Regions from separate parts of the Homo sapiens genome. Here all the other regions are linked to region 2. Evidence: chromatin loops called from intact Hi-C (ENCODE). Cell type or tissue: A673. All regions are shown on one strand.

Evidence for each region. Hi-C counts contacts between places; a loop is a spot of excess contacts. Peaks named below come from ENCODE experiments on the same cell type or tissue, not always from the same donor. Only the 100,000 strongest peaks of a DNase experiment are listed, where the experiment ranks them.
Region 1: it touches region 2 in a loop (3-fold over the local background); 54 of 110 quality-filtered maps call a loop at or near these places.
Region 3: a loop joins it to region 2, with 10 times the contacts of the local background. A loop is called at or near these places in 4 of 110 quality-filtered maps.

Annotation. Positions count from the first base shown.
Region 1 is chrX:69,090,703-69,098,702 of GRCh38, reverse strand. LOC124905196 (a long non-coding RNA gene) reads left to right here and starts at 2,234. Exons shown (of 2, transcript XR_007068261.1): 1 at 2,234-2,375; 2 at 2,502-2,818. RefSeq lists an enhancer at 3,520-4,020. In A673, a CTCF peak has its summit at 4,559 (motif pointing left); a DNase peak (open chromatin) is centred at 4,552.
Region 2 is chrX:69,218,483-69,226,482 of GRCh38, reverse strand. No RefSeq gene overlaps it. Among named protein-coding and RNA genes, the nearest start is that of LINC00269, 43 kb to the right of the region's middle. RefSeq lists an enhancer at 3,356-4,127. In A673, a CTCF peak has its summit at 4,172 (motif pointing right); a DNase peak (open chromatin) is centred at 4,192; H3K27ac peaks cover 854 bases.
Region 3 is chrX:68,194,000-68,201,999 of GRCh38, reverse strand. It overlaps OPHN1 (oligophrenin 1), which reads left to right. Exons shown (of 25, transcript NM_002547.3): 11 at 290-381; 12 at 4,736-4,814; 13 at 7,502-7,535. Among named protein-coding and RNA genes, the nearest start is that of OPHN1, 240 kb to the left of the region's middle. In A673, a CTCF peak has its summit at 4,883 (motif pointing left); a DNase peak (open chromatin) is centred at 4,849.

The DNA.
Region 1 (8,000 bases), 130 kb after region 2:
CTAACATACTTCCTCAATCATTTGCTTATTTGATCTCCACAACAGCCCATGCAGGAGGCAGGGGAGAGACTGGGATCCTCATTTGTCTGGTCTTAAAAGTGAGGCTCAAAGGAAAGGGAAGTGATTTGTCTAAGGCCACACAACTAAAAATGGTCAAGGACTTGAGCCCAGATCTTCTGAGTCCAGGCCCAGAGTTGGAAGAACTCACCCAAGAGGACAGAGTCACTCTTACTTCTCTCCCTGTTTCCTTCACCTATGCTGAACTCCATTCCTTTGGTGGATACACCTCATGGCAAGCCCTGTGCAGGGCACCAAAGATGCAGAGATGAAACTACACAAGCTCTGTTCTTGAGGTGGTCTGAGGGATGCAGAGGCGAGAGCCCAGAAGTGCTGTTCCAAGGAGCTAAGAGCTGCTAAGGACCACAATGGAGGCACATACAAAGTGTGGTAAAAGCACAGAGGAGGGAAGGCTAGTGTCATGTGGGGGACAGGAGGAGGTGGGGGATGGGTTGAGGGAGAGAGGATGGGGCAGTGGAGAGATGGCATTCAAAAGAGTGGGTGGAGCATTTTCTGAGCTGGTAGCAAGGTGTTTGGCCTGGAAAGTGGGTGGCCCAGCTGCAGATGGTGGATTAGCCCCAATGCTGTCTGCCATTGATGAGCTGGCATTATGCCACCAGCCTCTTGCTCGGGCTCCTTCGTCCCTGCATTGGCCACAGCAGTAAGTAGGACAAAGAGCTCTTAGCGGAACTGTATCCTCACTGTGTTTTCGCATTGAAGAGGTAAGGAGGAGAGGACAGAAACCAGGAAAAGGTTAACTAGCGAGAGAGGGGACTTCAAGCCTAGGTGAGAATGAGTCATCTTAGCTCCCAGAGAGCTGGAAGCCATGGTGGAATCTTCCCAGGCTCATCGGTGATCCGTGGGCATGCAGATTTGACAAGGGAGAGGCTTGACCTCATCAAGTTGCTGGCATGTGTTGGTCACAGAGCTGGGATGTCAGAGATCCTGCAGAGCAGGTAGGCATCTTGGGGTGGGAGGCCTGAGTCATCAAGTCCCAGCAGTTGAGAGCAAATCCGCTCCCAACCTGGCGTTCTTAACAGTACGGAGGCCCGTTCTTTCCACTTGACATTCATTATCTCAGTGCATCCTCACGCTAACCCTGTGACTTAACCCCATGTTGCACATGAGGCTCAGCGGGAAAGGACCTGGCCCAGGTCACGTAGAAGTAAGTGGTGGCCTGTGTGCTTCTCACTCCCTGCCTGCGCAGAGGCGGCCTCCCATTGTGAGCCAGCCAGAAGCAGAGCATTCTGCCGCTTTCGTTATCAGAGAGGAAGAAACTGACAGGTACTCAAGGGACCCCAAGTTTATGCTGGTGCTAAATTGGGAGAGAAACACCTCATGTGGGCCCTTGCCTGAGGGGCACTGAGCAGCCCAGTGGTCAATGTCCTGGGCAATGGCTTGACAACCCAACAGACACCGTTAACACATGGCTGTTTTCTTCTCGATTTTCATCAGATAATGTTTATTTCTCTTCCCGATTATGAAAGGCACACAGGCATGCCTGTTTCTTGAAAGGGCCTTTGATAAGAGCCGAGGGCAGTACATGAAAGGGCTGCTCCGAAAGGGCCATTCTGCCAGCGCTTATACGCATGTGGCCAGGGTGGTTTTTTTGGTTGGTGTTTTGTTTGTTTGTTTGTTTTTTGGTTTTTTTGTTTGTTTGTTTTTTTAGGAGATGAGGGGAACAACCAGAGCGGTGGGCGCCCACCATGGCGCATGGACGCTTCCCCCCATCCCAGTGTGCCTCACAAAGGGACTCTTGTTCCCTCTGTCTTGGGGCAGGCCCTAGGCACTCTCACTTTTAGAGGCTTCACCCCACAGCGTGTCATATATATGAAAATGCTCCCACATCCCATATTAAATGTAATTTTTGCCATAAAATATTTCAAAGGATTTTATAATTCCGCTTTCGAAATTATTTGCCTATGAGTAACTCGTTTCATTCCCAATTGGCTCTGATTTCTTTGTAATCACTGTGCATACTTGGGAATTCTTGCAAAGTGAGGAAATCTAACCAACAAATTGTTTTCAAATGTAATGAAATTTTTAGGAATACTAAATTTAACAATTAATGAGGTTGGTATTATATTACATTTTGTAGACGTATAATAGAACATTTATTAATTCCAATTCTGCTGTTTTCTTTTCATATTTTAGAGCCAATAAATTTTCTTGGGGCTCACATGTTTTCATAGGCCCCTGAAAAGCCCGGAGGCCCTGGGTACTGTGCCTTTAGTGCCACGTGGAAAGAACAGCTTGGGCTCAGGACTTCAGGTGGTCTCCACCCGGCCACTGGAGAGAATGAGACAAAAAAGCCCCAGGTATCTTTCAGAAGGGGAAAGAGGGTGATGTGAGCTCCTCTGTGCTAAGTACTTCCTCACACATCATCTCCTACAATCCTCTCGCCACTCTGAGAGCCAGCTATTGTGATTATTTCTATTTTACAGATGAGGAAACTCAAGAAGCTATGAAAGGTGAAGGCATTTGCTCAGAGTCACACAGCTACTGAGGAGCAAACCAAGGATTTAACCCTTCATCCCTTTAGCTTTGAGGATCTTTCAGCTGCCCAGTGCCCGTGAAGATGAATAAATATTAACTATTACTATTATCATTATCAGAATCTTCCTCTCCCTGAAGGAATTAAGAGAAGAAAAAGCATCCTCATTCTACCGCTTACTAGCTGTGTAACCATGGGTAATGTACTTAATCTGTCTGTGCCTCAGTTTGTTCACCTATAAAATGGGGATATAGGACCTACCTCAAAGAGTTGTTGTGAAGAGTCATGAGTGAATACATGCAAAGCATTTGGCAAAGTGCCTGACACACAGTAGTGTTCAATAAGTGTTAACTATTATTATTATCATTGTTATTATTATAGTTCTCTGAGCACCAGGATCCAGGCTACCCACTGTGTGAGGCTCTAAGTTGGAGTCGCTGGGATATTGGGAAACAAAGAACAAAGAGGGCAGTGCATGGGCAACCTAAGCTTTTGGCTGGAACTGGGGCTTGCAAGATTTCTCCTTGAAAAGGATAATCTGATCTCTCAGGCTTGGAGGGGCCATAGATACCAACTGCCACCTGCCAGGCCTCTGGGACCCTGCAAGTAAGATGGGCTCCTTCACACCCAAAGCTGCCTAGGCTATTTTTAGTGATGATAGCAGCTGGCCCTGAGGCCTCCCAGAAAGCCTGGTGGAGAAAGGTGAGAAGAAGGGAAGGGGAGGGCCAGAGGGAATAGGAAGGATTCTGTTTGTGGCCGCCTGGCCCTCTTTCCTAGGCCTGCTTCAGTCCCTGGGGCCCACAGCACACCAGCGTGTGAAGTTTCTCCCTCAGTGCAACCTCTGCCCAGGGCCAGGGGAGCCAGAGACACTCACATCCCTCCCAGCCCAGCTCCTCATCTTGCAGGCACCCCACAAATCTCTTTCATTTGCCTCCTTCCAGCTGCTCAGAACCAATAGTCCTGGATGAATACTCAGGGCCAGATTGGAAGGACCCCAAGATCTCCCTTCAGGCTACAGAGGCCCAAAGCAGGGGAGGAATGTGGCCCCAGTCAGGCAGCCTGTCAGTGGCTTACCTGGGACTCAAACTCGGAGATACTGTCTTCCAGTCCAGTGCCTACATCACCACATCACTCCCTAGGCCCACTCTGTGGCCTTTGGCAAGTCCTACCCTGTTGGGGACATACACATGTTTGTGGTGGTGGCCCTGAGTCTGGTGAGAGGTCCAGCCTGAAGGAAAGTGGCTGCAGGGGCAAGTGAAGGGGGCTACCTCACATTGGCTTCCCCAGGGCCCAATGTGGTTCGGTTAAGTGCATTTTCCACAGCGCTTGCATGCTCCCATGTGCACATGCTTTGCCAGTATTATCTGGGCTGGGGCTCACCATGCCGCATGTGTAACCAGTTTGCCTATCCTCTCCCAATCTAGAGACGGTTGAAGCGATTCTAATTACAGCCTGCATTCCTGCTCTGTCTGAAGGCTTTCCCTTTTCCAAACGGTCTAGTTTTTTTTTTTTTTTAACTCAGCACTTGGCTCCCTTGCTCCCCGCTTCCGGACTACCGCAACACACACCTCATTCTCACGCCCTTCATCTCCTCCCCCTTTTCTGGGTTGGATTGTTCAACTTCAGCTTGATTTTCTGATGTCTGTGGCTTGGCAAGACTTAAGAAAACCCACTCTCGGTTGCCTCTGCATGCATGTGCGTGTGCGTGGGTGTGTGCTTGCATGTGTGTATGTGATGGTATGGGGTAATATGGCTGTGCATGGTGTGTTGGGCCTGTATGCATGGTGTGTGTACGTTGGTACATGCAAAAGTGTACATGCCTGCTTATGTACATATGATTTTGTCCACAAGTTCATGCTTCGTGGGGGGTTGGGCTAGGGTCTCTGTGTGCATACAAGTGTGTATCTGAGGGTATGCAGTCATGAGTGGCTGCTTGGAAGTTTGTTTCCATGCTTTGCTTGTTTGAAATTGTCTTCTCTCTCAACAGAGACACTGCCCCCTGCAGGTTATATGGGAGACCTACAGAGCTTCCCCTCGTTACAGGTCTTAGCTCACCCTCCGCCTCAGCACCACCAGCCAGTAGCAGGCAGGCAGTCTTTCAGCTTCCCCGTGTCTGCTGGCTTGACCTGATGAGCCCATTTTCTTGACGGAATCCTGCTATATCTCATTAGGACTCATATCCCTCTTTGCCTTGCTCACCACAGAAGCCAGGCCTCCTGGTCTTCCATCACCCCCCAAACTCCAATCCCTCCATTGCCGTGTACAGTCCCTACTTTGGGCCTCATCTTACATTCCTTCCAAGCTCCTCAAACCCTTCCACTCTGCCTTCTGGGACCCATGGTCTACTGGCAGCAACTGTTGCCCCTTCCCCATATGCTCAACCTCTTATAACCGTTTCCTTTATTTCTATACACCAAGGTCACAACTCTCCTGTTATATTTTGGGGGCTATATTTTTCTCTCACACCCCACATACCTCTGGGCAGGGAGATGGGGTAGATGTCCTCCTTGTTTCCCATGGCTGCTTCTAGACCACTTGTTTTCCTTCCTCCTTCTAAAACAATGGCTCTTCCAAAGACTGCCTCATCTCCCACCCCTCCTGAAGGCTGCCATCTTTTGACTGTATTTGTCGCTGCCCTCCATTCACTGAAGATGTTAGTAGGTGGCTGACTGTCTCCTCTCTACCCCCACATCCTGCAACTTCTTCATTAACATAGACCTACCACTCTGGCTTTTCTCTTCCTGGAGTACCTCACACCTCCAAGGATCTGGCCCTTCATCCCATCTGAGTCACTGATTCTCTTGGCCATACCCTTGACCTTGCCATCATGATTAATGACATCAGTTTAAGAATCTTGATTTCAATCATCTCACTTTTTGATCCTACACTCTATTATTCTTATTCCCTCTAGTACCCTTACCTACCAAGGCTCCGTCCTCACTTAGGCCTCGAATCCACTGCCCTGCTACTTTTTCCTCACCCATGCACTCCTCCAGCTTCTGCCTCATCACTCTGCTTTCCTTCACAGTGGGACCTCTCACACCAGATTTCTACACTCAATGTGTCTGCTTCCTCACAGCCCATTCTCACCTCTAGCTACCCTAGAGGACTTCCATCCTCACTGAAATTGCTCTTGTCAAAGATCACCAATGACCCAACATTGCCAACCCCAACGATCTGCCTTGCCTTTCTGGACCTCTCAGAAACATTGGCTATAGTTGACCACTCCCTCCTGGAGCCAGGCTTTCCTAGTTTCAGGCTTTCCTACTATTTCTCTGATTGTTCCTTCTCTGTTTTTTTGCAGGCTCTTCCTCTAAATGTTGGATCTTAGTGTTAGATGTTCTCATCTCCTCTACCTATATTTTCTCTATAAATGATCTCGTCAAGCCCCATGGCTTTAAATACCATCTATATGCCAATGACTCCCCCAGATTTGTATCTTCCATCTTGATCTTTGCCCTAAACTCCATGCTTGTATATCTAACCGCCTGGTTTGGTGGTGGTGGTGATGGGGAATCAAGTATTCTTTTGTAGCCAGAGTATATTTGAGATGCCTAACTAGACAATTCGAGTGGATATATGGAGGAATCATCCATTGGAGGTAATCAGGAAGAGCCTGACACCTCTACTGAAGTCTGTTGTAGCTAATTACCCATTTGATATCCACTTCTCTCTGGCCACCAGCCTAGGCCAGGCCACCATCATCTCTCACCTGGACTGGTGCAATACATTTCCCTGCTTCTACTCTTGCCCCTCAATAATCCATACCCCTTGTAGCAGCCAGAGTGATCTTAAAACACAAATTCAATCACACTCTTTAACATGTTTAAAGCCCTTTAATGGCTTCTCATCACACATAGAGTAAAACTCAGAGTCTTTATCCTGACTTATAAGGCTTTATGTGATATGGTCCCTTTCTGTCTCTCCAACTTCAGCTTTTACCCCTTTTCCCCATCACGTTCATTTCCACCTCAGTGCCTTTATGCTTTCTGCTGTTTCTTCCTCAAACCCTTCCCCCAGATTCCCACATAGCTGACTTTTTCTTGTCAACTGGGTCTCGACCCAAGCATTACCTCCTCACTGAGGCCTTCCGTGATCACTCAATCTAAAATAGCCCCCTCTAACATCATAATTACATAAGCCTGGTTTATTTTCTTCATAGCTCCTGTCACAATCTGGGATTAACTTGTTAACTTATGGTTACTTGTTTATTGTTCACCCCTTCCCCAGGCTAAATGCTAAAGTTCATGAAAACAAGGACTTTGGGCTGTTCACTGCTGTATCTCCAGTGCCTTGAAACAGTGCTTGGCACAGAGTTGGTGCCCCATAAACGTTCATTGAAATAATAAATATGCACGTATATATCTTCATTCAGTTGAGTTTTCAGAAGAGCCTTTTCCGTGGGTAGAGGACCTGCTCAGTTTCTACAAGGAACATGTGTGAATGGTGTGTGGGGCCTGTACACGTGCAAGGAGGAGAAGGGGTTGGGGCGCAGGGCTTTAGCAGCACCAAGAAGCCAGTGCAGGGCGGGCCAGACAGGCGGCTGAAGGGAGCCTGCTTCCCCTCCATTGATTGCATTAATGCCAGGGATTTGGAATGAGGCAGGTTGGGTAATGGGTGGTAATTCAGTCCAGGTTTCACACAAATTCACTGCTGAGAACCAGAGTGGGGAAGGATGAGAAAGACAGATGGGGAGAGAGACAGGCAATCCCCCAGAGCCAGTGCAAGGGTGAGCTCCAGGCAGCAGGGATAAGGCAAAATCTGACTGAGGACTGTAGTCCTGACCTCTGCCATATAGGTTCTCTGTGCTCATGGCGCTTTTTCTGGGCCCGAGGTCTTTGGGACAGGGGGAACCTCTTCTTGCAGAAATCACCTTTCTTCCCTTGGGAATAGGCCAGGCTGAGGTGTAGGAGTGGGTATGGGAAAAATACCGTGCTACTTTCTCATTGTGTGGTCTTAGGCAAGTTACTTCTTCTGTCTGTGCCTCAGTCTCTCATCTATAAAAAGGCCAAGATTGTTGCTTGCCCAAAGGGTTGTTGTGAGTATTCAAACAAGAGAAGGTGTGTGAAACTGGCTACCAGTGGTTGACACACAATCAGTGCTCAGTTGGTTGGATAACTTGAGACACACAAGGCATTCCCTCGCTCTTCCAAGTGCTCTGTCCTTGGTGTACACTTTTCTTCTTCACTCTGCCTTTAGCTTTAGAATAATACAATTTTAGGGAAATAGAGCTGAGATGGAGCCTCAGGCCAGAGTAGATCACAAGCTGCACACAGGTCAGCACAAAGTTTCACCATTTGAAGACTGAGCAGGATCTGAAGCTCTATGACTAGCTGCTGCAAAGCAAGTACGGATGAACTGGACCTCTTTCTGTGACAAGAGGACATTGGTGTGCAGGCATGGGCATGTGAAGGGGACAAGGAAAGAACACAGATGAGAGGGTCCAACT
Region 2 (8,000 bases):
GGCATGTTAAAGATACAGACTTACAGGCCCAGAATCCCCAGGAGGAGGGGTAGTTCTGGAGTAGTTGCGATTCTGCCAAATTTGTAAATTACTGCTACAGTTCACTCTTTCTAAAAAAGATTGAGATATAATTCACATACTATAAAATTCACCCTTTTAAAGTGTACAATTCCAGGATTTTAGTATGTGCAAGCATTATTACTATCTAATTCCAGAGCATTTCATCACCCTAAAAAGAAACCCCATATCCATTAGCAGTCACTCTCCATCCCCCTTTTCCCCCAACCCATATCAACCACTGATCTGTTTTCTGTCTCAATGGATTTGCCTATTCTGGACACTTCATATAAATGGAATAATAAAATACGTGCCCTTTTGTATCTGGCTTCTTTCAGTTAGCATAGTGTTTTCAAGGTTCATCCATGTTATAGCCTAGATCAGTACTTCATTCCTTTTTAATGCTGAGTGGTATTCCATTGTATGGATATACAGCATTTTGTCTATTCATTAACCAGTTGCTGGCCTTTTGGGTCATTTCCACCTTTTGAGTATTATGAACAATGCTGCTGTGAACCTTCATGTACAAGTTTTAGCATGAACTTGTGCTTTCATTTCTCTTGGGTATATACCTAGAAGTGAAATTGCTGGGCCGTGTTGTCATTCTATGTTTAATATTTTGAGGAAATGACAGATTATTTTCCACAGTGGCTGTATCATTTTTATATTTCCACCAGCAATGCAGGAGGGTTCCCATTTCTCTACATCCTTACACACACTTGTTATTTTCTGAGTTAAAAAAAATTTATCCTAGCCGTGGTAGTGGGTGTGATGTGGTACCTCATTGTGGTTTTGATTTGCATTTCCTTAATGACTATGATGTTGAGCATCTTCTCGTGTGCTAATGGAAATTTGCATATCTTCTTTGGAGAAATTATTTGTCCAAATTTCTCTTGTGCATTTAAAAAAATTTGGGTTGTCTTTTTATTCTTGGGTTGTAAGAGTCCTTTATACATTCTGAACACTAAACCCTTATTAGATATATGATTGGCAAATATTTTCACCCATTCTGTGGATTATTTGTTCACTTTTCTTGATCTATAGCTCACTTTCAACCCCCTTTTTGCAGATGAAGAAACTGAGGCTCAGAGAAAAAAGTGGCTTGCATGAAGTCATGTTTAGTGAGAGTCAGTGGCAGAAAGCTCTTTCTACTTAGCCATACTGGGGGTATAGGGAAGTGGGCTGTGAGGGTGGAGCAAATCAGCAGCATGGATAAGTCAAACCAGGGCCTAGCCCACCAACTATTTCTCTTTGCTTTTTGTATGCACGATCCCATTTTGGTAGATGGCTTCTCTTGATCATTAAGTCCTACTCAAGCCCCTCCTAACATTACATTACTTTCCTGATAGTCCATCAACAGTTGGTTAGAGAAAGTAGCCCAGAATTAAACCCCTCCTGGGGATAATCTACATGAGGATGATGAAAAAATCATGCCAGTGTGCATCCACAAGTTATTCTGTGGTGCATGATGATCCATGGAGGGCTGAGAAAGGAACTGGAGTACTGGAACCCTTGCCTCGGTTCAGTGACAATGAGGAGCCCCATGTACCAAACCACCCTTTTGGGGTGTGAATATGTCTTTGTGTTCAGGATTACATCTTTCACATTTCAACCTCAAAGCAAGAGAAAGCTTTTCCTTTTTGGCTTCTTCATGTCAAACATCAGCCAAGCTAATGTTAAACCCATGATGAAAATTAGCCAAAATTTACACACGAATATATATATATATATATACACATCCTGGCTTGGACAGCAGGCAAGGACAATTAGGCAATTTTAGAAATGATCCCTTTGCTTACACCTCAATTAAGAGAGTTCACTCCGATTTTAGGTAATTCCCAACATTTGAGCAAATTCTTAAGTTTCTTTGTTGTTGCTTGTATGATAACTTACTTAGAGAGCTTGAGAAGGTGGCAGGTCTTGTGGTGTGTTCATATATACATTGAAAGTGAATTCAGTTATGCTTTAAATTTATCTGAAAATTTCATGGCATTCAATTGCTCCTCCTACAAGTGTTGATTGAGGAGTTCGTGGGTGCAATGCCTTATGCTGGATGCCAGGACCACCTTAATTTACCTTTTTAGGCCTTAGTTTCTCCCTTTGTAAAATGTAGGGATGGGTTAAATCAGGGTTTGTTAAATTTTATTTTTTGGTGGCATATTTTCTCTAGGTAAAATCTTATTTGGAACTCTAATAAAAATGACAGACTGAATAGAGCTGTTTTGGGATGGGGGGCCTCCCCTTAAATACCCCACACCCACACCTAGGTGTCCCAGGGCCTCTGATTTTTTTCAGAGCAGAGCTAGAGGGGCTGAAGACCAGCAGGGCCCTACCCTTGATGCTGCAGATCCATGTTGCTGGGCCTGCTCTCAGCTCTTTTTCGCTGCTACCTCCTGCTGGATTGGGGAAAAGTCTGGGTTGGAGCCTGCTTAGAGGTGACGCTTCATCAGAGAGCTGAGCATCTTCTGCTTCCTCCTCCCCCACCGAGCCTCCTCCTCTCTCCTACTCTCTCCATCAGTCCAGTATTTCTGGAGGCCTAAGCAGATTTCAGACAAAAGAAGCTCTAGGCCCAGTCCACCTCCTCTGTCTCCCCAAGCCAGAGGGAGCTTGGAGCCCTTTTGCCCTCTCCTACGCAGAGGGAGACTCCACCAGAGAAGGCCAGGAGCTTCGGGAGGATGTAGGCTGGGTACTCCAGACTTCTGGGGCCGACTGTTGGTTCCCTCTCTCCTCATTGCCTGTGAAGGAGCACAAGGAATTTCACCCCAAAATATGGCTCCCTGGTATAAGGAGTATTTTGAATTAAAGTTCTCTAGACATCAACAGGCACTGGATGTTTCCCCCCCCACTACAACGTGGGGTACGTTGTCCCCACGGACAGACCCTCCAAGGGGAACAATTTTTTTTCCTTCCCTGTTATCTTATTATCTATTGCAGAAAAGAAAACCAAAAATGTTTGGTTTCTTTTCACAGAATAACGTGTCTCTCAGGGTCGTTTAAATTCCAAAGAGAACTGTTTACACGTTAATCTGTGTTCCCCAATTCAGTCATTCTCATTGGTAATCATTTATTGCCCCTCAGCAGAATTCCTCTTCTCCCCCTTCCCATAACCTGTTTGCCACGATCCAAGTCCCCATTCTTTGTGTAACCTCAAGATGGTATCTAAGCTTCTGCCCCCCACTGCGGGCGTGGGTAATCACTCCGTGATTCTCCCTGTGCACATGTTAATACATTTGTATGCCTTTTCTCTGATTAATCTGCCTTCTGTGAGTTGATTTTTCAGCGAAACTTCCAAGGGTGAAGTTGAAATTTTGCCTTGGTCCCTACACTTGCTTCGGCCAGAGCAGGTTCAAAAGGGGCTCCAGAAGGGAACTGGATATGGAGGGGACTTTAACTGGAGACAGAGGTCACCTGCCTCATTTTGCTCACTCTGAGGCTTGAAGAGAAATGCCCACAGCCTGTAGCATACGGCTGAACAGGCAGGGTTGGGGGTAGGAAGCAGGAAGAGGCTAGAAGCAGGGGGTAGGAACTAAAGAAAGAAAGCAGGCATGGGGGAGGGGTGGTCCTATTTTCCTGGTATTCAGAGGGGCTGGTCAGCAGCTGATGGGTCTCCAGGCAGTGGTGTACGGATGGGGCCAGAGCCTATTCTCAGGGTCCAGGTGGCCAACTGACTTGGAGGACTGCCTGGCCCTCATACCCACACCCCCCTTCACCCCACAAAAAGGGAACTCCCGAGCTAGTGCCCATTTCCCCAGCCCACCAGGAGGAGGGGGTGGCTGGGGAATATTCTACCATTTTCCAGATGGAGAAAAGTGAGGCCCAGGGAGGTGAAAAGCCTAGAGCAAGAGCCATCGCCAGCCCCATGGACTGAGCCTCAGGGCAGGGGTGGTGAGGGTGGTCAAGGGATGAGAGGGGTGGGGTGGGGTGTGAGGTTGAGCTGAGCCGGCTGGGACTCTAACCACCAGCTCTTTATTTAGCTTGGGGTCTGAAGCAGCTAAACGAATGTAAATGAAATTCCACAAGTGAAAAGGGTTTCTCTGGTGAGACTCCTCCGTTACCAGCCCAGAAGCTAGGTATGCGAGGACCCACCCCAGGGAACATTGGCATAGAGCCCAGGCAGCCACTGGGTGGCGCTGTCTCTCCATCCAAGTGTTTAGGCGGGTTTCAGATGCCAGGGCAAAGAAGTCACCCCCATTCATGCCCCATCCTGCCAGGCCCTTAACAAAGGCGCCTGGGTTAGGGCAGGGAAAACCAGTTTTGACAAAACTCCATGTGTCCCCTGGCACGTGGGTGGGAAATGGAGGGTCCAGACTGGCAGGGCTCAGGAAACCCAGAGGAAGGGACAGGCAGTTGATTGGGGCCCCTGGGGGCCGCCCTGTTTCTCAACCACTCTTGGAGCTGAGAAGCTCCAGGTGTTTTGAGCCTAGAGATGAGGGAGAACAATTCTCCCCATTTCATCGGCGAACACACTGAGGCCCGGAGTTAAAGGACCCAAAGATAAGCTTTTGAGCAGCCTAGGAAGCACCCCTTCCCAAAACTTACGTTTCAAAGTGAGCCCCTTTTTGGCTGGGCCACAGCGGCGACGCGGAGAAGGGGGCTTTAGAAATGCTAATACCATGCGTGAGTGACAGTGCGAGGACAATGGAGGAGGGCGCTGTGAATGGGGCCGCCGAGGCCTGGGAGCCGGGCTCCCCACGTGGGAGCCAGGTGGGGGAGGGGCGGGAGGGGAGAAGCCGGTCCCAGCCTAGAAGCTCCGAGCCTGGGCTAATTGGAAGGGGCTGCAGCTCTGGGGGCAGGATGGGGGTGGGGATTACCTGCGGGTCGGCCGCGGAGGGGCGGGGCTCCGAGGAGGTAGGGGGCCCTGCCGGCACGGGGAGGGGGCGCCGGAAGAGCCTTGGACCTGCTGACCTGGAGACCGGGAGAAAAAAAAGCGGGGAAGCTGAGGGGTCTGGATAAGCCCCGACTTAAGGAAGGCAACAGCAGGTGACTTGGAATAGTGTGGAGGGGGCCCGAGAACCCGTTCCCTCATTCGTTCATTCTGCATCAAAAGGTGGTTAAGAGGCTGCTCTCCAGTCACACTGCTGGAAGTCTTTTCGGGCTCCCTGGCTTATTCACCATGTGCTCTCCAGCATCAGTCACATTGGAATAAGAGCACCTGCCTCACGAGACACTTGGGACAGCGCAGGTAAAGTGCTTAAGAAAGTGCCTAACAAAGCGCTCAGTAATGGTGAGGGTTTGTTTGTTTGTTTTTGTTTTTGTTTTTTTGAGACAGAGTCTTGATCTGTCACCCAGGCTGGAGTGCAGTGGCGCGATCTCAGCTCACTGCAACCTCCGCCTCCCGGGTTCAGGCGATTCTCCTGCCTCAGCCTCCCAAGTAACTGGGATTACAGGTGCCTGCCACCACGCCCGGTTAATTTTTGTATTTTTAGTAGAGACAGGGTTTCACCATGTTGGCCAACCTGGTCTTGAACCCCTGACCTCAAGCGATACACCTGCCTTGGCCCCCCAAAGTGCTGGGATTACAATTGTGAGCCACCGCACCCGGCCAGTGGTGAGCTCTTTTCTTTCTTTTTCTTTTTTCTTTTTCTTTCTTTTTTTTTTTTTTTTTTTTTGAAATGGAGTCTCGCTCTGTCGCCCAGGCTGGAGTGCAGTGGAGCGATCTTGGCTCACTGCAAGCTCCACTTCCCGGGGTTCACACCATTCTCCTGCCTCAGCCTCCCGAGTAGCTGGGACTACAGGTGCCTGCCACCTCGCCCGGCTAATTTTTTGTATTTTTAGTGGAGACGGGGTTTCACCATGTTAGCCAGGATGGTCTCGATCTCCTGACCTTGTGATCCACCTGCCTCGGCCTCCCAAAGTGCTGGGATTACAGGCGTGAGTCACCGCGCCCGACTAGTGGTGAGCTCTTATTATGAATTTGATAAATAGTGATTCATGCCAACTGTTAGCCCTGGGCTTGGCTTGCTCATCTGTGGTTCAGAGGTTGGTGTCCTACCCTGTGAGGCCGGCTATGCTGAGGGAAAGAAGAAGGGACTCCACCTGGACACCAGGCTCTGGTCTGTGGAAAAATCAGAGGCCTGATGTGTGGGCCGCAGAGCCTGGGGGCCTGTGTGGGAGGGTCCCTGGGATGGCGCTGGCCCTTGGGGTCTAGGGAAGTAGGGCTCCCTTTGGGACTCCTGGAAAGATGCAGCAGCCCCAGGAGTGGTTGTGTAGTGAGGGGCATCCCAGTCAGCTCCTGGGGGCCCACTGTCAAACTCAAGCTCCTCTAGTAGAGTCAGTCAGAAGGCGAGAGAAGAGGTCCCAACCAAACTCTACAACAGTCACCTCCAACTCCAACTGTACCAGGCAACCCATTTGGGGAATGAGAGAAAAATATCACAATATATGTTTTATTTATTTTTACCTCACCTTTTAACAGTTTTGACGTTCAGCATGTCATTTGTGATATACCTAATCAATTAGTAAAGTAATGCATGTATAATAATAGCAACACATGTACACTTACTGTGTCCCAGACACCACATGCATTAACTCACAAGATCCTCACAACACCTTATGGCCGTAAGTAGTATTACCAGCTCCACTTTCCATAGCATGTGGAAAGAGATGGAATCACCTGCCCAAGCAAAAAGCCAGCATGCAAACTCACACAGGCCAGGCCCAAAGTCTGTGTTCTTAATCACTATTGTGTATAAACAAATTTCTGTGAATATGTTGAGTTGGTGTGCTCAAAATGCTTTAGTGATAAGAGTTCATGATTTTAAAAGTTTGATGACCGTTGCCCTGTCACCAAACTCCAGGACAGCAGCTCCAGAAGGATCCTTAAAGATGTTCATGGTGTGGACAGAAACACTAAAGCACAGCGAAGGACAGGACTTTGTCCTAGATCACACAGCAAGTACATGACAACACCGGGCCACTAATCTGGATGTTCTGCCTCCCATAATAAAAATTAACAAGTGCTCGGTTGCTCCTACATTCCCTGTCTCCCACCCTCCCCTCCCCCACACTTCCCCTCCCCGACACTTCCCCAGAATTCTCTTCCTGCTTCTCCTGTCTTCCTAACCCCCAAATGCAGGCAGAGCAGCTGCTTCTGGCTTGCAAGGATGGCTTTCCGGACTTTGGCCAGGATCCTCCTAGTAACCCCTTGGCCCAAGCCCGGGACGGCCACTGTCCTGTGGGAAAGGAGGCCAGGAGGGCAGGCCTTGAACAACTGGCATGAAGGTGGGCAATGGCCATGGACAGAGGCAGCTGAGGAAGCAGGGGGCTCTAAACCTCCAGGATCTCCATCCTGGAGATCGTTCAGAAGTGGAGAGAGAGATGCATAGAGAATAGATAGACATAGAGCAAAGAGATGCATAAATAGACCTATAGTTACTTAGATATAGAGGCATTTAGATATATAGATAGATATAGAGATACAGAGCTATGGAAATTTATAAATGCATAGATAGATAGTTACATAGTCATAGAGATTACAACATAGATACATGCAAATTCTTCAGATTAGAAACATAGAAACATTCTTATGTAAAAGCCTTGTTAGAAAGCTTGGCTATGTAAAGTAACGCAGGATTCTCTCCTTTGGGCTGGAAAGATGTGTCACCCAGTACACAGGGAATCACAGAATCAGCTCCTCTCTTAGGCTCTGAAGCTGTCTAGTCTCATTTCCATGCAATCCTGGGCCCTCCCACTCCACCACCAGGAGGTCAGCCAGCCTCTCTTGCCTCTCTTACTCCATCCCTCTGTGAAAAGCCCTGATGACTATCAAGTCCTTCCCTGGATTGAGCTGAGTACTACCTCTGTGTGGCTGCCACCTGTGGATCACAGCTCTGTACCCTGGGGCCACCAGACCCTAGTCTGCCCTCTCTACCCAGTGGCAGCTCTTTAGATGTATGAGGTCAGAGACCATCTCCCCCAGAGCCTTCTCTTGGCTTTTCCCACCT
Region 3 (8,000 bases), 1.0 Mb after region 2:
ACATGATATGTATTGAGCTTCCTATTAAGTCTTCCGTCTTGGGAAAGAGTGCTGGATGACTCTGAACAATTTCTCCTGGTCTCAGCCATTGATTCTTGGAGCGGGGAGAAACCATCTGCCATCTTGCTGCAAATACTGTTTGAAGGGACAAGATTCTCAGTGAGTCTACACATTGCTCCTGCTGCCTTGACCAGACGCCTTCCAAGTGACACTGAAGACACTGTAGGAAGCAGAAACAGCTTCTGTGTCTTTTTTTAAAAATTGCCTGTTAATTCTTGTTTCATATCAGGGGCCCTTGGACTTAACACTGAAGTACTGTGTGAGAAGGAAGACGGAGTCTATCGACAAGAGGTTCTGTTTTGACATAGAAACTAATGAAAGGTAAGCTGTGCCGCTGTGAATTGGCAATGTCCCCACGTGCCAGATGCTTAGCCTGGGTAGGTCTTTTATTTTCCTCCGTCATCCCACGTTGATGACAATGAGTAAGTCTATTCAGGACTTTGTTGTGAGTCTATTCAAGCCAGCTCTTCTGGCTGCCCTTCCCAGGGATCCCTGCTAGACCTGGCCCAGTGCTGCTTTTCTCTGTGCAAGCTTCTATCAGCTTTGCCTCACTTGCTCTGGGAAGAAAAAGTCTCTCCTGGGATTTAATTTGCTATCAGATGTGCAAAAGGTCAACATTTGGTGATCTTGCAAGAAGGAAAGGATAACAAAGCTCATTCTTTGTTAAATCTCCTAATATCACATAAAAGAACAAATGAATTGGCACACATTTTTGAGGGAGGGAAGATGGGGTGGAGGGTCGTGGTGTTATTAGAAAGTCATTTCCCCCCATTTGGTGCAAAAATGATGCAGACCTTCCCTACTTTACAGATACTCAATGAACTGGAAATAGTGTGATTATCACCTTTCAGATCTTACAGCTAAGGCTTGCACATTTTGGACTTCGTTGTGTTTGTTTCTCCCCAGTGCCCTCTTTTTTTACTTGAACCTGAGCAGTTTTATCAGAGGAGAATTTTAACCATTAAAATTTCAAATGAATGCATTTGGCATTATTGTGGAGAAAGACATGCTTTATAGTTGGGTGGTTGTACCAAAATAAACAGAATAAATCTGTTTCTAGATTTTATCTCAACCTTTTATTTCTAGATGTTAGATACTTAGTAATAGAATAGAATTTTGCAAAATGATCAGATTGCTAGAAAGGAACTTGAAGGGTGAATTACAATATCATGTGAACAAAACTAGCAGTGACTGGGATCATAACAATCAGACTAAATGATGAGGGCATTTTTAAAAAAATTGGGGAATAAAGGACTTAGCTTGTTTCATTATTTCAAAATTGAGAGATTATTATTTGACCCTCACAATTTCGATTTGTGAATTTATATCATTTCTTTGTTAAAAATGGATGATCCCAATTGAGGTGGCTCTGAAAGTACGTATTGTTGCCAGTAACCATGAGACTGTCACTCATTTTCCTGATAGCCTCAGTTCCAGTAGGAAGGGGAAAATTATTGTTGGCTGTGGCTTCCCTTTTTTGCAAATAATATCCCCAACTCAAGCAGTTGCAAACAGTTTGTCCCCGTGGTTAGGGGCTAGGATGAATTTATGTTTCTTGTACCTGGTGCTATGCATGGCTCATGATAAGTACTAAATTTGATGTTTATTTTTAAGTGTTTTTTTCTTATCCTAGAATGCTGAAGAATTTTCGACACTAGAACCCAGGGATTAAAGTTTTGATGCATCTACACTTTTAGTTATCATATACTGTGCACTTTACAAAACATTCCCTCATTTAATCTACACCCCCCCCATTTTACCAGTGAGGAAACTGAGACCCACATATATTTAACTGACTTGCCCAACTAAAGTCACATAGGAAATGGTGAGGCTGAGCTCAAACCCTGGTCTGTAGGTCTCCAAAGCCCATGCTGGTTTCTTTTTGTTTGTTTTGAGATGGTGTCTCTCTCTCTTGCCCAGGCTGGAGTGCAGTGTTGCACAACCTCTACCTCCTGGGCTCAAACGAGTCTCCTGCCTCAGCCTCCTGAGTAGCTGGGACTACAGGCGTGTGCCACCATGTCCAGCTAATTTTTGTATTTTTAATAGAAATGGGGTTTCACCATGTTGGCCAGGCTTGACTTGAACTCCTGGCCTCAAGACATCCACCTGCCTCGGCCTCCCAGAGTGCTGGGATTATAGGCGTGAGCCACTATGCCTGGCTCCATGCTGTTTTTAATTTTTTATATTGTCTATTATAAGCAGAAGAAACAAGCTGCAAAGTAGAGCGTTAAATATAATAATGAACAGGTGCTGAGGCCCCTCTCTGCATGTGGAGTCTTTTGAGTGACATGACATCTGCTTTTCTGGCTAGTCAGTCTGATATAAGGAACAGAGTCAGGCTTCCTAGCAGGCATCAGGCAGCTGTACTCACATTCCCTGGAGCACAGAGCAAAGGGCTCTTGGAGCCACTTTTTCTATGTCAGGAAGAGAGGATAAGATTTTTTATTTTTTTAACTTTTAATTTTTTAGAGAGAGGGTCTTACTCTGTTGCCCAGGTTGGTTTGCAGTGGCACAGGTTCAAGTGATCCTCTTGCGTGAGCCTCCTGAGTAGCTGGGACTGACAGGTGTGCACCACCATATCTGGCTAATTTTTTATTTTTTATAGCTATGGGACCTTGCTATGTTGCCCAGGCTGGTCTTCAACTCCTGGCTTGCAGTGATTCTCCTGTGCCAGCCTCCCAAAGTGCTCATATTACAGGTGTGAGTCACTGCACCTGGTTCTAAATTTAGGCTCTTAGCAGTATTTAAAATGACAGGCTCATAGCAAGGCAGAGCTTGAAATGTTTTAATAACAGCAACAACAATAATTGTAATAATAATAAAAACAATTGCTAACATTTGCCAAGTACCTCCTTTGTGACAGGCACTGTTATCAGCCATTTAAGCGTATAATTTCCTTTAGTCGTCACCACAGTCACATGAGGGAGGTGATGTTATTTGAATTTTGGTTTGTGAATCTGTATCATTTTTGTGTTAACAATGGATGACCCCATTCAAGATGGCTGTGGAAGTATATATTGTTGCCAGTAACCACAAGACTGTCATTAAGAGGTGCTTTAATGAAGTAAGAGAAGGTAGGACAGGAACCCCATGATTCCAGCAGGTAGAACAGGATTCCTGTGATATCAGTAATGGAAAGGACCTCCCAGCTCCTGTGTTCCAGAACCCTTTCAGATAAAGAAACTGAGGTCTAGAAAGGCCTAGTTACTTATCCAGGGTGGCTGAACTCTCTTGGCATTGCTTTTATCATTCTATGACTCTAGGAGAGGTCTCATCTTATCACAGAATTTGTGGAAGGAACAATGTTTTCCTAATGGCTCAGCAAGCCAGGAGAATGCAAGGAGACTTTATACCTTGCATAAAGTATGGTTAATCTCAAAATTCCAGATGAGTCACAAAGATCTAAAAAGACCATAAAGAGCATAACAGCTTGGGATATCTCTGGGTAGTTAGTAGTGTCTTAGTCCATTTGTGATGTTATGACAAAATACCTGAGACTCAGTAATGTATAAACAACAGAAATTCATTTGTCACATTTCTAGAAGCTGGAAGTCCAAGCAGTTTCAGTGTCTGGTGAGGGCCTGGTCTCTGTTTCCAAGATGGCATCTTGTTGCAGTGCCCTCCAGAGAGCACCAACACCGTGTCCTCATATGTCAGAAGAGATGGAAGGGAATGAACCTACTCTTTCAAGTTTTTGTAAAAGGGCCCTAATCCCATTCATGAGGTTCTACCCTTATGACTAACTCACCTCCTAAAGGTCCCATTTCTTAATATCATCACATTGGTAGTTAACTTTCAACCTATGAATTTTGGGGAATATTCAGACCACAGCAGGTAGCCTGCAAATAAATAGAATAAAACAGGGTTCGAAGCCGTGTGCCAGGCAGAAGAGGCCTTATATTGTAGTAATGAAGAATATGGCTGCTGGACCAGACTTTCTGGATTTAATTCCTGTCTCTAGTAGTTCCCTGCTATATGACCTTGGATAATTACTCTGTGCCTCAGTTTCCCCTTCTGTGAAATAGAGATGATTACTGTAACTGCCTTATTATATATATTAACTGAGTTAATATACATAGTTTACTTGGAACAAAATTTGTCACCTAGTAAGCATTCAGTAAATATTAGTTGTTTTTATTAGTCATAAAATTGCTTATTAGCCAAAACGCCTCCTCCCTGTGTCTTAGCCAGTACTCATGTTGTTGAATTTATTGCAACTCAAAATGTTTCTTGGACATCGCAGGTGCTGGAAGAAGCAAAGCCATTTTACTGAGAGATAATGTGCCTCTGATGTTCATGCTCATTCCTAGAGCTCAGACAAAGTGGCTGGCTTCCAACAGAGTAAGGCAGTGAGAGCCTTTGTTTGGTTCAAGCACAATGGGGCCAATTTAAGTGTGCATTATGGAGGCGTCTTGACAGTTACCTTCCTATTTCTTGCAGGATCTGGGCACAAGGCCACCAAGATACCACCCCCGCCTCCATGGTTCCCAAAGTTACTGTTCTGTAAATTGCCTATTGTTTTCTTGAGTAAAAGAGATTTTGAAAAATTAGTATTCTGTAAGCCTATGCTTGTTCAGTGTGACAAACTCCAGGGCAGAGAGGGACCCTAGATCACAAGACTCCATTCTCTCAGTTGAATTTTCTGCTTTATACTTACCATTTTTTTCCCCCTCAGGCCAGGAACCATCACTCTGCAGGCCCTTTCAGAAGCTAACAGAAGGCTATGGATGGAAGCCATGGATGGGAAAGAACCTGTAAGTTACCTGACACTGGGGAAACCTCCCCAGCATATGCCAGTGTATGAGTGCCCTCTAGTGGTATCAGTGGGTCTCAGACAATTAAATGGTAATGGATTGTTTAGTCTCAGTTTTAGAGCTGTAAGGAATTGTTTCCACATCTCTTAGCAGGTAAGGCAACTGGAGTTCCAGAAAGGTTGAGGGACTTTTCTGAGACCACCCTCAGAGAAGACACCAAAACCGGGCTTAGAATGCAGATCTCTCAGCTCCCTGCTCTAGTGTTAGACTATGTAGCTATGCCCATGAGCTTTTCTTCAGAAAGAATGAAGCCATTTTTCAGGTTATAAAATCAATATGTGTTAATTAATTAATATGTGTTAATATGAAAAATAATTGCCATAGTTATAAATAAGCACTTATTAAACATTTATTCAGAATGATTTTTCTGCCTCACCCTTATACCACCAACTCAGCTTATTCTCTTTGAGGGTACAGCTGGTAGCGGAGATGGCATTGCCATCCTGTATCACAAGATGTACCGTTCCATTTAGAACACGGTTATGCAGGAGGACAAGCAATCCCTTGAAAGGGTTACTGATTATCATCAAGCGACCAATAGAAACAGTTGGAAATAATTGAAAAACATTCTGGTTTCTTAGTGGCATATTAAATAATATCAGCTTCCTGGTGTTGGAATTCCAAAAGCTTGGATATAGGTACTAGTTCTGCCATTAAATGGCTATGTGACTCTGGGCAAATCATTTCACCTCTCTGAGATTCAGTTTTCTTCTCCTCAGTAAAAGGGCTTTAATAATTTCTTTCTACCTATCTCACAGGGTTGCTTAGAAAAAACAGATGGAAGTCATCTTGTAAACCACAATGTGCTAGCCGATCTGAATGATGGGATACAAAACTCCTAAGATCCAGCAGTGTTCAGATACAGTCTTATTTCTTTGCTGTATTCAAGTGAAAAACTGGCTAGGAGGGAAAATGCATTCTAGGTTTTTCTTTCTATGTGTCCTCAGTATCCTGGAGAATTTAGAGGGGTAACTAGATCCCAGATTGCACTTATAGTAAACTGGAAGGTAGCAGGAGAGACTTGGTATTCTGAAGACTGCCATCCAGAAAATATTCCAGCACTGTCTTCCTTCTGTCACCTTCCAGAAACCTGCTGCTGAACTCTTTCATGCTTGTGACATTTCTGTAGGCAGATGCTGGGAAGCTCAGCAAGGCATTTATCTTTCAATTCCCTCTCCCAAGTTTGCTCTCCCTTTAGGTTTTCAAGAATCAAAGGATGCAGATGGCTTTCTGTGGAGAATGATGTGAGCACATGGGCCCACTGAATGTGGATCCATACCAACTTGATCATGGCAGATTTTTCCACAAATCCCTTGTTTAGAAAAGTAGCAGAAAAGGCTGGCTGGCACAAAAATATCTCCCACTGAAATATCTGTGGGCATACACACATATGCAGAACTTATTTTAAGGAGAGGCTGTTCAAACAGACTCTTAACAGATGGCATATAGAGGGCTCATTTCCTGCAACCTCACATTACTAATGTTGTTGCTCCTTTACTAAACACTCCAGTTCACTAGTCTTACAAATCTCATCCATGCCTTTGCCTAAACTGTCAAAGAAGATCAGGGCTTGAAGGAATGTCTACTCCAACCCTGATCACTTTACTGATATAAATTTTGAGATCTGGAGAATGGAAAGGGCATGCCCAAAATTTCCTAAGAGGTAGAGGTAGAGCCAGGACTAGACTTCAAGAGTCAACAGTCTTCTTTCTGGTCTCTCACATAGCTATCACAGCACATACTCCAAGACAACACAGACAAATCTTGGTGTATTCATGGATCTCTTTCAGATGGACATTTGCCTTTCCACAGAGAAGTATTCATCAACCAGTCTTTGAGGGTGGGAGATTGGTGTTAGGAACATTTAAATTTTATAATGCCCATTAGACAGGTACATAGCCATGAGGAAAACACTTTCCTGGTCTCTTGCTTTATCATAAAAATGCCCCAGGTGTTACATAAGTAAATATCTAAGATGGATTAGCTAAAACTGTAGCTATGGTGAACTGTGTGAAATTCAGTGTAATTTTCAGGGATTGTTCAAGTATTTTCTTTCTTTCTTCCTTCCTTCCTTCCTTCCTTCCTTCCTTCCTTCCTTCCTTCCTTCCTTCCTTCCTTCCTTTCTTTCTCTCTCTCTCTTTCTTTCTTTCTTTTTTTTTTGACAGAGTCTCGCTCTGTTGCCCAGGTTGGAGTGCAGTGGTGTGATCTCAGCTCACTGCAGCCTCCACCTCCTGGGTTCAAGAGATTCTCCTGACTCAACCTCCCAAACAGCTGGGATTACAGGTGCACGCCACCATGCCTGGCTAATTTTTGGATTTTTGTAGAGATGGGGTTTCATGATGTTTGCCAGGCTGGTCTTAAACTCCTGACCTCAAGTGATCTGCCTGCCTTGGCCTCCCAAATTGCTGGGATTACAGGCATGAGCCACCACGCCTGGCCTGTTCAAGTATTTTCTAGCAATCTTGGCAAAGCAATTATGTTTAGCCCACTTGGCTATCTTTTTAACATCCTGGAGTTTCTAATCATTTTTAATGCCTATCTGGGGAAAGATATTTAATATTATGTTCTCTGTTTTCCTATATTGATTGACAATAGCCATGGATCTTTCTGTTTATCTTCTTTTGTAGATCTACCACAGCCCTATAACAAAACAGCAAGAAAGTGAGTCACTTAAGTTTTTGGTCTACTAGCATTATAAACTGCCAGCTGTCCGATTCATAGTAAATACCATCATTAATGATGTGTACTACTAACGCAAGTCTGAATATGGATGCCTTTGTGTGAAATAAAATTCAGCCATATATTTTTTAAATGTGTCTGGTAATTGAACTAAGGTAGACACTTGGTGTTAGCTTACATCGTGGGTAGAGAAACATATCCTTCCTGTTCTGGAAGCATGATAGAAATTGTATTTTTAGGCTAACATTTCACATATGACTTTGCTCATGCTGAAAGCAGACAATTCAAAGGGCTAAATATAAGTATTTTGTGTTATAAGAGTTAAAATGTTAAACCTCCCCTGAAAAAATGACTCTTTCCATTTAAGGGTGACTAGAAATGAGCAACTAAAAACCCTTAGCTCTCTCAATGCAGTCCCTTTGCATGGTCATTAAATGTTTAATAGGT